Linked DNA regions of Homo sapiens: region 1 is linked to region 2. The links are chromatin contacts, found by Hi-C or POLR2A ChIA-PET in ENCODE. All regions are on one chromosome and are shown on one strand. The core of a region is the stretch at or near the end of the contact, and the rest is flanking DNA. Distances in the headings are between cores, read along the strand shown. Region 1 holds the start of BCYRN1 (brain cytoplasmic RNA 1). Region 2 overlaps EPCAM-DT (EPCAM divergent transcript).

Region 1 (3,164 bases), core at 29-2,528, 85 kb after region 2:
AGAAATAGAAAATACTAGTAGAGTATTCACTCTGATTTCAGAATCAATTTGTGGAAATTCAGTTTCACAAGAATGAAAAAAGCCCCCTAAGCAAGGTAGCTTTTTTTTTTTTTTTTAAAGATGGGGTCTCACTATGTTTTCCAGACTGATCTCAAACTCCTGGGCTCAAGCAATCCTCCTCCCTCAGCCTCCTGAGTGGCTGGGACTACAGGTACACATCACCACCACCCTGCTAGGATATGGTAGCTTTTTAACCAAAACACACCACCATGCAATGGAGAGCATGTAACTTGTTATTTGGTCATACAAATACATCAGAATAAATTCCACCTCTCTTGTGGAGCCCTTTTTCCTACATCTGCACAGAAACTGGCACTAGCAGGACTGCAACCGAGGCAGACTCGAGAATTAGCAGACTCTGGCTCAGGCAGGACAATAGAGCAGCGGGAAATTTCTTTCAAGGGCTTTTGTTGCTGTTGTTGAGATGGAATCTTGCTGTGTCACCCAGGCTGGAGTGCAGTGGTGCTGTCTCGGCTCACTGCAATCTCCGCCTCCCAGGTTTAAACGATTCTCCTGCCTCAGCCTCTCAAGTAGCTGCGATTACAGGCATGTGCCACCATGCCCAGCTAATTTTTGCATTTTTGGTAGAGATGGGGTTTCACTATGTTGCTCAGGGAGGTCTCGAAACTCCTGACCTCAGGTGATCCGCCCACCTCGGCCTCCCAAAGTGTTGAGATTACAGGCATGAGCCACTGCGCCCGGCTTGAGACCTTGAGGGGCTTTTTAACCAAGAGATGGTGTAGGGACAGAAGCCAGCAAGAAGAACATGGTGGACTCTCTGTGAGGCCCCAAACCCCAAATCATGAGCCTCCGCCCCCTGAAAGTATTCCAGGATCTCTGAGGGAGGTTTTGGGAGGGGGCCAAGGTCCTGCAATTGGGTGGGTGGGGCTCCAAGCCATTGTTCTTTGCACATTCATGCCAATGTGACCTAATTGGCTAAGCACAGGCTGGAGAAGCTAGATAAACCTATTTAAATTCAGAGCCAAAAGACACTCAAGGATGTTTTCTGAGGGGGTGTGAGGGTTGGAAAATCATCCTATATTTGATTTATCTCCCACCTCATGTCCTGAGTCAATTCCTTAGTCTTAGATGAGGGAGACGACTTGGGAGTCATCCTTGTTTTTGATGAGCTATATAACCCTATGGCCAGCAGAGGGAAGTACTGCATTTCAGAGCGACAATTTGAGATCTATGAAAGAATTTCAATCGAGAATAAGAGGCCGGGCGCGGTGGCTCACGCCTGTAATCCCAGCTCTCAGGGAGGCTAAGAGGCGGGAGGATAGCTTGAGCCCAGGAGTTCGAGACCTGCCTGGGCAATATAGCGAGACCCCGTTCTCCAGAAAAAGGAAAAAAAAAAACAAAAGACAAAAAAAAAATAAGCGTAACTTCCCTCAAAGCAACAACCCCCCCCCCCCTTTTCATATTCTTGCCTGGAAGAAAGGCCTTGCTTTCCTCAGCTTCTTAAAGCTGGGAGAAGTTAAAGCCATTCTGAAATGCTGCTGCTACTGCTATATGTGGGGGAGAAAGCAAATTTTCTTTTTACTTTTTTAATCAGTATTTATTTTAAGTTCGAGGGTACATGTGCAGGATGTGCAGGTTTGTTACATAGGTAAACGTGTGCCATGGTGGTTTGCTGCACAGGTCAACCCATCACCTAGGTATTAAACCCAGCATCCATTAGCTATTCTTCCTGATGCTGTCCCTCCTCCCACCCCACCAACAGGACCCCAAATTTTCTTTCTTTTTTTTTTTTTTTTTTTTTTGAGATGGAGTCTAGCTCTGTCACCCAGTCTGGAATGTAATAGCTCAATCTCGGCTCACTGTAACCTCCATCTCCCAGGTTCAAGTGATTCTCCTGCCTCAGCCTTCCAAGTAACTGGGATTACAGGCATGCACTACCATGCCTGGCTAATTTTTGTATTTTTAGTAGAGACGGGGTTTCACCATGTTGGCCAGGCTGGTCTCAAACTCCTGACCTCAAATGATCCGCCTGCCTCAGCCTCCCAAAGTACTGGGATTACAGCTGTGAGCCACCGTGCCCAGCCTCCAAATTTTCTTATTTCCATGGCCTTGAGCAAAATTATACCATCCTAGACAAACACACACACACACACACACACACACCATTCTCCCCCTCTTGCTGTCTTTCTCAGATATGAGTCTCTCCTCCAATGGCCATTTTAAGCTTGCTCTTTTGCTCTGTAATACAAGGCCTGTTCCCTGTTAAAAGGAATGTCAGGCATCTGTGAGCAGGTAGGGAAAACATTGCAGGAGGCAAGTAAACTTCTCAGCATACCTGCCATCATTCATACCTTGAAGGCAGGTCAAGCCTGTAGCGTCTGAGTCTTCCATCCCTGAAGCACCAGCAGCTCTGACTAGAGGTCCTGTCTCCCAGCTGTGGCCCCAGCTCTCCCTGATGGTGACAGTTGCGACTTCCAAACTTGCTCCTCCCCATATCTGTAACTGAGCCCAGCGTACATTTGCCTCATGGGTGCCATTGGACTTCCTTTGTGAGCCATGTTTTCTTTCACCTTGTCCCAATCCACAGTTAACCAAATCTTGGCCCAAATTATGTGCTGGCTGGTGTTGGGCAGCTGTGAGACCCCTCCTTGCCCCATCTCTGTCTTCTAGGCTCTTCTGAGAACCAGTGTCCTTTGAGATCTCAGATGGGATTTAGAGGAGGGTTTCCACCCAGACCACTTTCCACAAATTTCACTTCTGCATTTCATCTGGTAGGGTGTGGTTTTCAACTAGAAGCCCAAATGAGGAAGAAAAAAATTCATTCACCATTCAGGACAGGGTGTTCACATTTGAACCAGGCAGAAATAGCTGAAAGAAACTGAATTCTAAAGGGACTCTCAGCTTTTGGGGGAGACATATTTGAGTGCAGGAGGCTAGACCACCCACTGGCTGGCTCTTTGCTCCTCACTGAGGCCAGCCTTGACTCTAAACAGATAACACAGGGCCAAAACACACCCAGCCAGCTTTGATAAGCAACCGTCTCTGCCAAACAGTTTCTTTCACAGGGCCCAGATGATCTCATCACAGAGGCTGCATTCTCTGGTATCTGTTCCAAGCACAGACTCACTTCTCATTACCTTTGC
Region 2 (3,016 bases), core at 118-2,617:
TTGTCCAGATCAAAGAATGGAAGGAGTGCTTTCTGGAGTTTATGAGAAGGTTAAAGCCTTCCCCAGCCTCCTGCCCATTGGTGCCACCTCTGCCCCCGCAGCTCCACAGTCCGTGGTCTGCAGAGGCCCAAGGACACACATACTGCCCTGCTGGAGTGTTAGCTGGTGTTAGGACTGCAGCAGCCGCTCCTTAATGGAGCTCCCCAGGAGCCCAACCCGATCGCCTGCCTGCGTTATTAATGCATTATGTCATCTTTCCTTGCACTTGTTCTCAGCTGCTGAAATTTTATAGAGCTGTATTATTAATTGAAGCAATTAGTGCAGGGGATATCGGCACAGCCACATCAGAGGACTGGAGATGTGCAAGGCAAGAATCGCTCTCTCTTTGTGTCCCTTTCTCCCTCACTCCTGTCCTCTTCCCTGTGCCTCCCCACCCCGACGTCTCTTATTTCTACTCCACCCCCACTTTCCTGTCTCTTTTTCTTCCAGTTCTCTTTCAATATCACTCTCTAGAGATGTGAGTACCCACTACCCTTCTCAGTGAAAGCATTCACATATAGTCTCCCACCATTCCCCTAGCATGGACAGACAGACAGAATGACAGCGTCGCTGTGGCTGACTGATGCTTGGAGTCACTGGCCTAGTTAAATTCAGATGAGAGACCATCCCTCACAATCCTGACATTGGCTCAGAGCCCCTGGTGATTGTGCATGGTGGTAGGTAGAAAAAAATGGGGCTCACTGTGTGTCAGACGTATTCATTCATTCATTCACTCATTCATTGGTTCATTCATTCATTCGTTTACCTTCAGCGTGTACTCAGCCGTATGCTAGGTGCTGTGGGAAATAAACAAGGAGATAAATAGAGTTTTGGCTCTCTGGGACTGGTATAATAGCCAGAGAGACCAGACTGGCCCTTGAAACCATTAGGGCAAAATAGGGTGCAGCAAAGGGCCCCAGAGGAGTGATTTCCCCAAGGAGTGTCCAGATGCTTCCTGGTGTTGAGAAGAAAGACCTAGGATAGGTGGGTATGGTGGTTCACATCTGTAATCCCAACACTTTGGGAGGCTGAGGCAGAAGGATTGCTTGAGGCCAAGTGTTCGAGACCAGGCTGGAAAACATAGTGAGACCCTGTCTCTTCAAAAAGAAAGTAAGGCCTAGAGATGTGAAGTGGCCCTCAGAGGTGAGGTACTAGCAGGCTGCAGGAGGATGGGAACGGGGCAGCTCCAGCCGGGAGAAAGGAAGTTGCAGGCTGAGCAGGTATAGGATGGAGAGCCAGGAGGGACCGATGGCTCTTCACCCCAGGACATCAAGCCTCTCAGCCCAGCCCAGCTGGGGTTGAGACCTAGAAGTGACTGGAAAACCTGGCTGGGAGCCAGGACACCTGGACACCAGGGCTCAGCCTCAGATTCCTTTGTCAGGAATCAGACATGACACCTGAGAGGCCACAGGCTCAAGTTCCCTGCAAAATAAACAGATACCAGGATGGAAACATCCAGAGTGAACAGTCACCCGCTGCCCCTCCCCACACTCACTGCCCCCCGACCCGTCATCAGGAACAGGTGCCCTTCATACTACAGAAAGAGACATCCTTAGAAGTCTGGAAGCCAGTGGTCTGCTTGGGTACGTTAGGTCTTAGTGGGAGTATGTGCTTGATTTTTTAGCTTTTTCTTTTTTGTTGTTTTTGTTTTGAGATAGGATCTCGGTCTGTCACCCAGGCTGGAGTGCAGTGGTGCGATCATGACTCACTGCAGCCTCAAACTCCCAGGCTCAAGCAATCCTCCCACCTCAGCCCCCCGAGTAGCTGGGACAACAGGCAGACACCACCACACCCGGCTAACTTTTTAATTTTTTGTGGAAATGGGGGTCTCACTATGTTGCCCAGGCTGATCCCAAATTCCTGGGCTCAAGCAATCCTCCCTCCTCAGCCTCCCAAAGTGGTGGGAGTACAGGTGTGAGCCACTGTATCCATCTTTATATTTTTCTTTTACTGGTGGTGGTATTAGGATGGGGGAGGTTGTTGGTGGCTACCCTTGTGGTCTGACCTCACTTCCCTGAGCGCTGTTGACTCCTTTCCTTGGCCTGGTGGTGCCCACTCATGCGGACCATCCTTATGCCACACTCCTATTGAAACTGACTCCAAGGAAAGGGGCTCCAAGGAAATTATGAAAAAGTTCAAGCATATGCAGAGAGACTAAAATGATGAACCCTCATGTTACTATAGCCGAGTTTCAAAAATTCTCATCTAATTGCTGGATGGAGTGGTGTGCACCTCTACTCTCAGCTACTTGGGATGCTGAGGCAGGAGGATTGCTTGAGCTCAGGAGTTCAAGTCCAGCCTGGGTAACATATCAAGACCTCATCTTTTTTTAAAAAAAAACTATGAACTCATAATCAATCATTTATCCATCTTCCCTCAACTTTTTGGGAGTGAAACAGGAGTGTGCTTTTTTTTAATTAAAAAAAAATTTTTTAATAGATGCAGAGTCCTGCCATCTTACCCAGGCTGGTCTTGAACTCCTGGGCTCAAGTGATACTCCCACTTCAGCCTCCCAAAATGTTGGAATTATAGACATGAGCCGCTGTGCCTGGTAGCAGCATGCTTTTTAAAGGTAACATGCGGCCGGGCACAGTGGCTCACGCCTGTAATCCCAGCACTTTGGGAAGCTGAGGCGGGCGGATCACCAGAGATCAGGAGTTCCAGACCAGCCTGGCCAACATGATGAAACCCCGTCTCTATTAAAAATACAAAAATTAGCCAGGTGTGGTCGTGGGCACTGGTAATCCCAGCTACTCGGGAGGCTGAGACAGGAGAATCGCTTGAACCTGGGAGGTAGAAGTTGCAGCGAGCCAAGGTTGCGCCACTGTACTCCAGCCTGGGCAACAAAGAGCAAAACTCCTTCTCAAACAAAACAAATCAAAACAAAAAAACAAAAACAGATAAAGGTAACATGCTCTTGTAAGGAAAGTCTGCTAACTTTTTTATTCTTTTTTTTCTTTTTTGCTGTATTAAAACA

What was found. Hi-C counts contacts between places; a loop is a spot of excess contacts on that map. ChIA-PET counts read pairs that join two places held with the same protein, here RNA polymerase II (POLR2A). Pooled maps may share reads with other maps.
Region 1: POLR2A ChIA-PET joins it to region 2 with 10 read pairs in WTC11. The contact joins the promoter of BCYRN1 here to the enhancer-like site in region 2. A Hi-C loop is called at or near these places in 1 of 50 pooled maps. POLR2A ChIA-PET finds 5 or more read pairs at or near these places in 3 of 52 experiments (A549, GM10248 and WTC11).

What each region holds. Positions count from the first base shown.
Region 1 is chr2:47,334,037-47,337,200 of GRCh38, forward strand. BCYRN1 (brain cytoplasmic RNA 1) reads left to right here and starts at 1,279. Exons shown (of 1, transcript NR_001568.1): 1 at 1,279-1,478. All of the region lies in intron 1 of EPCAM-DT (EPCAM divergent transcript), which reads right to left. RefSeq lists a silencer at 710-759 and enhancers at 2,637-2,726, 2,914-3,164.
Region 2 is chr2:47,249,409-47,252,424 of GRCh38, forward strand. All of the region lies in intron 3 of EPCAM-DT (EPCAM divergent transcript), which reads right to left. It overlaps LOC107985882 (a long non-coding RNA gene), which reads right to left. Exons shown (of 3, transcript XR_001739451.1): 3 at 2,965-3,016. Among named protein-coding and RNA genes, the nearest start is that of CALM2, 74 kb to the left of the region's middle. RefSeq lists an enhancer at 1-167. Within about 2 kb of position 1,368, at least 2 of the 41 ENCODE cell types and tissues checked have a DNase peak (open chromatin) inside an H3K27ac peak, as active enhancers do.